3 separate regions of the Homo sapiens genome follow, and all the other regions are linked to region 2. A link is a contact called in ENCODE Hi-C or POLR2A ChIA-PET data. All regions are on one chromosome and are shown on one strand. The core of a region is the stretch at or near the end of the contact, and the rest is flanking DNA. Distances in the headings are between cores, read along the strand shown. Region 1 has its middle 49 kb from the start of TMEM170B. Region 2 holds the start of ADTRP (androgen dependent TFPI regulating protein). Region 3 has its middle 70 kb from the start of TMEM170B.

Region 1 (3,316 bases), core at 42-2,541, 190 kb before region 2:
GGTTTGCCTCTAGCTTCCAAATGGAAACTTAGGAATCTATCCTGTCTGCTCTTAATTTTCTATGATTCATTGTCACTAGGCATTCTTCTTTTGGACAATTTTATGAATATTTTTCAGGCTCAGAAAGTTCTGGGGACTGATTGGCAAAATGTAATTGCATCAGGTGGTTTTCTTGTAAAGCAAGAGTTCCGTCACTAGATGGTGCAGTGGTTCTATTTTATTTTTCTCCTTGCTTTTGCCTTGGACATTACCTATGAACTGAAATTAACTGATTGTTACTTTTGGATTCATTTCCATATGATACATTTAATGTTTTTTTTCCAAAAGAAATGCACACCAGAAAATTAAATATGAGAAAAATTAAGGTTTCTTCATGTCATCACTAGCCAATGTAACTTTCCAAAGAATTATTAAGATAGGTTGTTTGCAAATTAGAAACAACCTATCAGGATTGTTTGCAAATTAGAAAATCACTTTAGTTTATGATTTTTGTAAGTCATTAATCTAGACTTTGATTTATATATTTTTCTTAAATTCCAACTCAATGCATAATGGTTTTATCTAATTTATTTATTTTACCTAGTGTATTTTATTTATTATTTAGAGAGAGTCACACTGTGTTTGGTGCCCAGGCTGGTCTCCGACTCCTAGCCTCAAGCAATCCTCCTGCCTCAGCCTCTCAAATAGCTAGGATTACAGATGCAAGCCTTGATATCTTAGTATCTAATTTAGTAGTCTACGCTTTCTTAGTGACATTTAGTTATACAGTTGGTCAACTTGGGGTTACGCACACATAGTGCAATCTGCCTTGTGTCATGAGACTCGGTTTTAAATTCCTGCTCTACCACTTAGTAATTGAACTTGTCCAAGTCATTTAACTTCTGCAACAGTCAGTTCTCACATTAGTAAAATGGAATGACATCTCATGTTGCACGCAGTGAGTGCTTAGAAAATAACCTTTGTCCCATTGCCCTCTTTCAATGTATTGTCTGCACATAGAGGGATGATGTCCTTCCAGCCTTTGCTAGAAGTTTTGGTAATAAGTTCAGGCACTTCTGTTTCAAAGACAGAGCCAGATTCTGTCCTGACAGAGAACAGTGCATTTTTAGGGAGGATTTGTTTTAGATTTAAACTGTCCCGTTGAACCCCGCACTGCTTTTGCAACAAAGCCTGCTGAGGGAAATTTTAGAAACATACCTCAGTGGGAAAGAGCCTAGTTAGAAAGCAGGATGAATAAACTTGCTCAGCTAGCAAATTCCTCGCATTCTCTAAACCAAATATGTACAAGATGAGGAAGCCAAGGCGGCCAGCATAAATGAATCCTGAAAGATGGCCGGGACTTGCCCATCAGCTGTGCACATAGTCACCAACCACTGCAGATCCTGTTGCTAATGAGCTGCTCTGCTTTGTTTACTATGCTACAGAGACAAACTATTTAGTTCAAACTCAGAGAGGGAGGGTTGGTCTTTTCAGCTCCAGAGTTCTGGTTGTAAAAGCGCGAGTTTTGTTTTCCCATAGTGTGGCCTACAGCAGCCATGGGGACACACGTGCCCCTGCACTCAGGGTCTTCAATCAGGACTGAACTTCAGACACCAGATGGCACATGCCTGTAATCTCAGCACTTTGGGAGACCGAGGCAGGCGGATCACTTGAGGTCAGGAGGTCGAGACCAGCTTGGCCAACATGGTGAGACACCCTCTCTATTAAAAATACAAAAAAATTAGCCGGGCATGTTGGCGGGCACATGTAATCCCAGCTACTTGGGAGGCTGAGGAAGGAGAATCGCTTGAACCCGGGAGATGGAAGTTGCAGTAAGCCGAGATGGTACCACTGCACTCCAGCCTGGGCAACAGAGTGAGACTCTGTTGCCAAAAAAGAAAAAAAAAAGAGGACCAAACAGATTTTCATAAAACTACACTTGGCTTACTTTTCGTGGGAATTGGTGTTGGTGGGTGACTCCAAAATGTGTTAAAAGAAGATGCTTGTGCTATCTTTGATGTGGAAAATAGGAGAAGGTACAGAGATGAGTGGGAGATGTAGGGTTGAGGAAACTACAATTTTGAGAGACTCATGACTTTTTTTTTTCTTTAAGTTCCGGGATACATGTGCAGAACGTGCATGTTTGTTACATAGGTATACGTGTGCCATGGTGGTTTGCTGCACCTATTTATTCATCCTCTAGATTCCCTTCCCTTGCCCCCCACCCACCAGCAGGTCCTGGTGTATGTCGTTCCCCTCCCTGTGTCCATGTGTTCTCATTATTCAACTCCCACTTATGAGTGAGAACATGTGGTGTTTGGGTTTCTGTTCCTGTGTTACTTTGCTGTGGGTGATGGCTTCCAGCTTCATCATGTCCCTGCAAAGGACATGATCTCATTCCTTTTTATGGCTGCATAGTATTCCATGGTGTATATGTACCACATTTTCTTTATCCAGTCTATCATTGATGGGCATTTGGGTTGGTTCCATGTCTTTGCTATTGTAAATAGTGCTGCAGTAAACATATGTGCATGTGTCTTTATAGTAGAATGATTTATATTTCTTTGGATATATACCCAGTATTGGGATTGCTGGGTCAAATGGTATTTCTGGTTCTAGATCCTTGAGGAATCACCACACTGTCTTCCACAATGGTGGAACTAATTTACATTCCCATCAATAGCGTAAAAGCATTTCTATTTCTTGAGACTCGTGACTTTTGAAAGCCCTGTGCATGTTACCTGAGAGGGGATGATATGAGACCTGGGTCTTCTCCCAGGTTCTGACCCTTTGTGCCCATGAGACCTCACATTAGACTTAATCTCTCTATGCCAATTTCTTCTTCAGTAAACCTGAAAACACATCAACTCTTTTTGCTTTCTCGTAAATGCAAGTTGAAACTTTTAACAGGACAGCATCAGTATAGACCTGTTATTCTCAGACTTTCCTAGGCCAGGACCAGTTTGGCTCCAAGCGTTTGACACTTAACATGTCCATGTAGTTCTGAGCCTTAGTCTACGTCCAGATTCATTTGAAACTTGTTTAACTTGGAGGATTTTTTGCAAGGTGAATGAGAAGGGAAGAAAATTTCAAATCTAAACTCTAACTTCTGTTTTTTTTCCCTTTTTTGCAATTCAACAAGGCAGAGGTATTATTCCAATTTTGCTGATCCAGAAACTGAGGCATACAGGTTACATGTCTTGGCCAACATCATACACAAACATATGTGTTCATATATGCACATGCAAGAATATATACACACACAGTGTCTTGATCTAAATTCAGCTTTTCACATAACTTCTGGCTTTTTTTTTTTTAAGACAGAGTTTCGCTCTTG
Region 2 (3,189 bases), core at 294-2,793:
GTGTGTGTATACAAAGAGGTAAGGGAGCTAGTTAATGAGTGTGGTGATAAATCTATTCTTAGCCACACATAGTGTGAGGTAGGACATTCATACTGGAATTGGATTTTATTAGAAAGTCAGTCCTAACTACAGACACACTTCCCTTTTAGTGGACTGTTTTTCATAGAAAGCCAATAGAGACACAAACCTTAGGGGTGTGTGTGTATGCGCGTGTGTGTGTGTGGTTTTTTGTTGTTGTTGTTTACTGTGGCACTGCTAGTTATACAAAAAACATTTTTTGTTTTGTTTCTGTTTGTTTTTCTCATAAAATTCCATGATTGAAACAAGTAGTCACCTTGAAGTTTTCAAAGACACTAGAGCTGTGTTCAGGGTTCCAATTTTTCAGGCCCAAATCAAGAGGCCACTAACCAACCAGTGAGGAGGAAGCAGCCACTTTGGGCCTCTTTGATTTTAACTCTCTCCATTTCCACGTCCTTAGCATTTCAGAGTGTCACAGTTTCTGACCACATACATTCTCCGCTTGTCAAATGAGGATTACAATTCTGAAAACAGATGTTTATGTGGCACCCAAGATTTTAGTCAAAAACCTCAAATATTAATTCACATCCCCAAATGATTCCCCATTATTAGCTTTTAACTTTAAAAGTATTTTTTTAAGCTATTCCTCAAAGTATTTTTCATAATCTGCTTTTCTCCCATTCATTCACACTTCATCAGAATGCAGTCAGCCAGGTTAGGAAGACAAGAAAGGAGTAAGTCATAAGATTGGTTTTTAAATAGTTGAAAATGTGTATTTGCCATTCGGTTGGGTGATTTGTCCTTTAAGATGGAGCCTGAACCTATAAAAAATTGAGGTGGGAGCTGAACATGGCAAAATGTGTTTGCTTTTCTTAGATAAATCTGTTAGTCTGTGTGTGCTGTAAAATGGCATTATTCCTTCATTGGAAATTACACTTCCTACACACCATACGCCACTCTGCCTTCTCTTCACAGACTTCCCCAAGCAAAGTTCAAAATGCCTCCTGCATTTGTAGTTAATCCCATGGTGAAACCATTAGCATGGTCCCCTCTTTGAGCTCATCTGAAAAGAGCTCCAAGATGAGATTTTTTTTTTCAAGAGAGCATTTAACAATGAGCCAGCATAGAAATGTTAACTATAGATAATTTCCAAATTGGGTTTATCAGAGCAAATTGTTAAGTAAACAAAAAACCCAAAACTCACAAAACGGTGAAGAAGGAAGACAAATAACAAAATTGTGTATTTAATAAAATCCAAAGATGATATGTGTGGCAGCACTGATATTCTAGAGAAATGGATCGGTTCCTGGTACGGACATATGGACTTACCAGATTAAGCAGCGTCATATATTTCCACCTTGCACCATTTGCCAAGATTTTGGGTTTCACCTCGTCTTTTCCTTCCTGTGAGATGTAATAATTGAGGAAAGTATACCAGCTCAGAACAAGGAAGTGGTATATGCATGTAGAAGTCTTCGTCATGGCGAGTGCTGACCGGGGCACCGTGAATGTCTTGAGTACTTTCTGGCGTCCTTCTGTGGGTCACAGCCTAAGTCCAACAGCAGGCCGGAGAGCTACAAACCACACCCCTCTGGGACTGAGAGTTCCAACACAGGCTGAATTTGGTTCTCTTTTAAGCTCCTTTCCTGATAAACTTCAGAGGCAGGATTACTGCTGGTTTTCAGATGCCTGCATTTAGATAATGATAGATAATCTGTAGATTTGCATAAAATACAACATGTGGGCTTTGAGAAGGGCAGGTAGCAATGCAAGAGCTGTACATTGTACTGTTTCACTAGGGCACTGGGGCAGGGGCATGGTTAAATGAAGTAAGCATGAAATACTAGGAAAATCTAGCGAAATACTTCCATGGCTGTAGTCTCTTTTCTTTTCATTTGCATATAACAAGGAAGTTGCAACCTTATCTCTTGAGAAAAGGAGGAGCAGGTTGATAAACCAGATCATGGGTGTGCTTAGGGCATGAACAGTAGAAAGGAAAAGTGTGTTGTAATTTTGCTCCTGAGGTCTCTGAGATTCTAGAAAGTCTGCAACAACCTTTGATCCTCCAGGGAGCAGCTCCAATGGTTTCTTTTCTTTTTTTTTTCACTTTTGTAACTATACCCTAGAGAACCAAGAGTAACCCAGGGCTGTCCTAGACACTCCATTTGCATAGGCATTTCTGTGCCCTGGGAGGGAAGAAGCAGCACAGGAGACCATCCTTACTATGGCCATGACCCCAAAATACCTGACTTTAGACATTGCTGGGAGAGGGTGAGAGTCCCCGCTCTGCCATGAATAGGATGAGACGTGGCTGGGCTAGGCAGCATGCCGGACTAGGCTCTGACTCAGGTTCCACAGAAGGGAACTGAGGAAGAACTAGAAGTGGATGCCTTGTGACATCGCCAGCTTGTTTCCCTGGGCAACTGACTCCGAGGGGTGAGCAAATCCCTCAGAGAAATGCTCCTGACACAGTTATGTAAGTCTGTAATTGGTGCTTTTCAATGACTTAACCAGGGCTTAAAAGTACTAGCAGAAAGAACTGTAGGCTGGACAAGGAGGACAAACCATAAACAAACCCACCTCCTAAGAGTCAACAGACTCCCAATATCAGGATTGGGAGATGGGAGGAGAGCAAACCTGAGCCCGCCATGGAGTTCTGCATTGTAACCATGTTTTTTTTTTTTTTTTTTTTTTTCATCTGTTGGGGCTGCTATAACAACATACTGTAAACTGGGAAGCTTGGAAACAACAGAAATTTATTTCTCAGTTCTGGAGGCTGGAAGTCCAACATCAAGATGCTGACAGAGTGCCTGGTGTTTAATGTGGGTCGGTTTCCTGGTTCATAAATAGTGCCTTCTGGCTGAGTCCTCATGTGGTAGAAGGGGCAAACAAGCTCCCTGAGGCCTGTTTTATAAGGTCACTAATCCCATTCATGGAGATGCTGCCCTCATGACCTAATCACCTCGGAAAGCTCCCCTCTCCTAATGCCATCACCCTGGGAGTTAAGATTTCAACATAGGAATTTGCAGGGAACACAAACATAGACCATAGCAAACCATTCTCAAAGGAAGGGGTGATCTGGGAAATGGGTACATAAAACTCTGTACAAAACTCCACAGCCTGGGCTAAATTGCAAATAATAACAGAAGCTAATACTTTTATAGTACTTAC
Region 3 (3,257 bases), core at 43-2,542, 170 kb before region 2:
AACCGACTCTGTACCCATGTTCAATTTCCTCCGCCTGTTGGGCTCTTCCATTTACCCTCTTTTATAATTAGAGTACATCTTGTTTACAGTGCACAAAGCTGGTTTAAGATCCAGTTGGCCATGTGCCCTCTCGTTACAGGACCGTGCTCAGAACAGTCAGCTGTGAGTGCAGCCAGTGGGATGAAAAAAACTAAGGGAAGGAAGCTGCCCTTTAAGGAACCTCGGCCTTACTGATTAAAGTAATAATTAAGCCATTATATCTGTTGGGGAGCTATTTGGGCTTGCCTGCTACCTTTTCCAACAAAAGCCCTCAGCCAGAGATTCCAGCCAAGCACCTCATTATCATGTGGGTGCCAGGGCGGCATGCCAGGATCGGCACCCACCCCAGGCAACATGGTTTAAATTTTAAACACCTGTCATCTCCCTGCCTCCATGTATCATTCATTTTCAGAGGGGAAAGTGACCCTAACAGGAAGTGGGGCTGCCTGATTCTGGGTTTGCCTTTGAAAGCCAGAAATGACCCTTCTCCTGAAATTTTATTCCAAATTTAATTTGAAGCTATCTCAGTCTAGAAATAGATTTGCATTGGCATCTCTTGTTGCAGTTGGTAAGGAAAGGAATTTAGGATTCAATTAGAATTGGTCTTCATTCTTAACAAGATTGTTGTCTTAAAGACAAGAAATATATAGCATGTCTCACTGCATCCCTCCACTCCCCACCATGGCAAAAAGGGCCCTGGCATGCATATGTGATTTTGTGACATGCAAAGATCCACTTTTACAACTCCATGGAGGCATATCTTATTTAGAGAACACTAAGGTAGTTTAAGGCTCTCACTGGCCACTTGCCTTCTTAAAACAGAGACAACCTATGGATTAGAGAGGAAGCAAGACTGGAGAAGGCAGTTTGCACCGATTGGGGCAGGGCAGGTAGAGGAGTGAGCATGGTTGTAATAAACTGGGTGGAATTTAAGGTCTCAGTCCAAAGGCATCCCATCTTGCTCCTTCTGGACCCCGTCTCAAGCCTGGCTCCAGCTCCTGAGTCCCACGGCTCTCCAAGGCCTCTTTCTGTTCATCACAGCCTACGGAGAGAGATGCAAAGTGGTTTGTGTTTATTTTAGAAATAATCTCAACGTTGCCAGGAAAAGGCTTTCTGGAAAATGCTGCAGAACTAAAGCTGGTCCAGTAGAAACCGGTGTAAGTGCAAAGAGCAGAGCCAGCTCCTCCCCAGCTCTTTCCCCAGGCTGTTCTTCCTGCTTTTTGATCTCAGCCTCACTCTACTCCATCCCTTCTTGATCCAAGTCCAGAGTCTCTTTCACACCAGCCACGCTGCCAGCATTGTCGGGAGGTTTGATGTGGTGTGAATTCCTGCCCCTGGGAGATGGACGGAGAAATTCACAGAATCTTGGGAAAAGAGAGCTTGGGAAAATCCTGAAGTCTCTCTTTGCAGCCTTTCTTCTACCAACAGACAAGATGGAAACTGGCCATTTCAGAGCACTGGCTTCAAGGATGTCTAAGGGTAGAGATTCCTTGGGCTTGTGGGCAGGGGCTCATTTCTGTGTGTTGTTCCAGATGGTCCAGGTTCTTCTGTCTGTCCCATTAAAATGTATCCTTCTTGACACCCGTGATGGCCCTTTTGTCAAATCCTAATTGTATGTTTGTGGGTTTGAGTTTTCTATTCTCCAGAAAGTACCATGTTAATACCAATCCAGTCTTCCATTTAGGTCCACATTAATCAGAAGTATTCACTGGTGTCTGGTAAATATCTGGTGTTTTTGAATTTTGGAAGTGAGGCTAGATGCATTTATTCATTCAAAATTAATTTTGAGTGTCTAGTATGTGCCAGTCACTGCTTTGTGTACTTGGGGAACAAGGAAACAACAAAAAATTGTTCCCTTCAAAGCTCTCATTATAAGGGAGAGGGGAGTGTGGGATACAGATTGCCAACAGTAAAGAATAGATAAACCGCATACATTAGAGTCTTAAGCCCCACAGCAAAAAAGAAGAAACTGGGTGTTCTGGCCTGCAGCCGGGACAGTAGAGAGAAGATTGCATTGAAGTTTCCAAGTGCAATTTTACTGAACCAGTGAGAAAAATGACAAGAGTTTCTATTTCTTCCAATGAAGAATGGGTCTTACCTATAAACAAGTGTTAGAAGATATATGTGCATATATCCACCCGTCATCTTACTACTTGCAGACTTAGATTCTGTAGACATTTATATCTATAAAATGATACTCAGAATATTATTTCATAATTATGTAAATTATTATGTATACATTATATATGTGTACAGAATATTATTTCATAATTATGCAAATTATGTATACATTATATATGTGTACACACACATATAATCATACTATTATACATACACAGTTATGTGCTGCTTAACAATGAGGATCTCTTCTGAGAAATGCTTCATTAGGTTATTTCATCGTTGTGTGACCATCAGAGTTACACAAACCGAGGTGGCATAGCCCACTACACACTTACACTATACGGTAGACCCTATCATTCCTAGGCTGCAAACCTGGACCCCATGGTACTGTACTGAATACTATAAACCACTGGGATGCAATGGTAAGTATCTGTGTAGCTAAACATACAAAAGTACAGTAAAAATACTATCATCTTACAGGACCACCATTGTATATGCATCTGCCTTTGACTGAAGTGTCATTGTGTAGCAAGTGAATGTATATTACAATTTAAACAATACATGCCCTCAAGGAATTTTGATATCTCTTTCAAGTCATGTAGATATATAGCACATTTCCAGCTCCCCGAATAGTTTTTTTGCTTATTCAGGAATAATTTTCTAACCTGACCAATTTACATCTTTTGATCCCGTAAACCATAGAAGCTTCTCCCTGTTTTCGGCCCCATCCTGCTGACCTGTCTTAAAGCTAGTCCATGCTGGCTTTCAGCCTTCAACTGCCACTGGGAGTGACAAGGGTTCTGGAAGGCTGGGCTGGCGTGGCAAGGGGAGACTCCCCTGAAAGGAAGAATGTCCCCAGGGAGTGCGGCGTGGCCAGCACATCTTCTCACACTTTATTCCTGCTCTGAAACCCAAGTCAGAACTTCAGTTTCTGGTTTCTTTGAAAGTACTTGGTGAACAAATAAGCAAATAGGGGATAAGGAATGTCCAGTCATTGTTTGAGGATTTTCTGGAATTTGGAGCATTGTTATTTTAGTTGTTTAGAAAAGGCTTTGGTTGCCTGTTTATCATACAGTGCAGGCTCATGAATAACTTCC

Evidence for each region. A loop is a pair of places that touch in the nucleus more often than their neighbours do. ChIA-PET counts read pairs that join two places held with the same protein, here RNA polymerase II (POLR2A). Pooled maps may share reads with other maps.
Region 1: a map of mammary epithelial cell shows a loop between it and region 2 (3-fold over the local background). The contact joins the enhancer-like site here to the promoter of ADTRP in region 2. A Hi-C loop is called at or near these places in 6 of 168 maps with a recorded cell type or tissue (IMR-90, PC-9, chondrocyte and 3 more) and 5 of 50 pooled maps.
Region 3: a map of dorsolateral prefrontal cortex shows a loop between it and region 2 (19-fold over the local background). The contact joins the enhancer-like site here to the promoter of ADTRP in region 2. A Hi-C loop is called at or near these places in 5 of 168 maps with a recorded cell type or tissue (PC-9, ascending aorta, chondrocyte and 2 more), 1 of 37 single-sample maps with no recorded cell type and 3 of 50 pooled maps. POLR2A ChIA-PET finds 5 or more read pairs at or near these places in 2 of 52 experiments (BJ and endothelial cell of umbilical vein).

Annotation. Positions count from the first base shown.
Region 1 is chr6:11,585,425-11,588,740 of GRCh38, forward strand. No RefSeq gene overlaps it. Among named protein-coding and RNA genes, the nearest start is that of TMEM170B, 49 kb to the left of the region's middle. Within about 2 kb of position 1,292, at least 2 of the 41 ENCODE cell types and tissues checked have a DNase peak (open chromatin) inside an H3K27ac peak, as active enhancers do; they include IMR-90 and endothelial cell of umbilical vein, where a contact is called at or near this core.
Region 2 is chr6:11,777,260-11,780,448 of GRCh38, forward strand. It overlaps ADTRP (androgen dependent TFPI regulating protein), which reads right to left and starts at 1,544. Exons shown (of 6, transcript NM_032744.4): 1 at 1,348-1,544. The coding sequence starts at 1,500.
Region 3 is chr6:11,606,364-11,609,620 of GRCh38, forward strand. No RefSeq gene overlaps it. Among named protein-coding and RNA genes, the nearest start is that of TMEM170B, 70 kb to the left of the region's middle. RefSeq lists an enhancer at 2,951-3,257. Within about 2 kb of position 1,293, at least 8 of the 41 ENCODE cell types and tissues checked have a DNase peak (open chromatin) inside an H3K27ac peak, as active enhancers do; they include dorsolateral prefrontal cortex and endothelial cell of umbilical vein, where a contact is called at or near this core.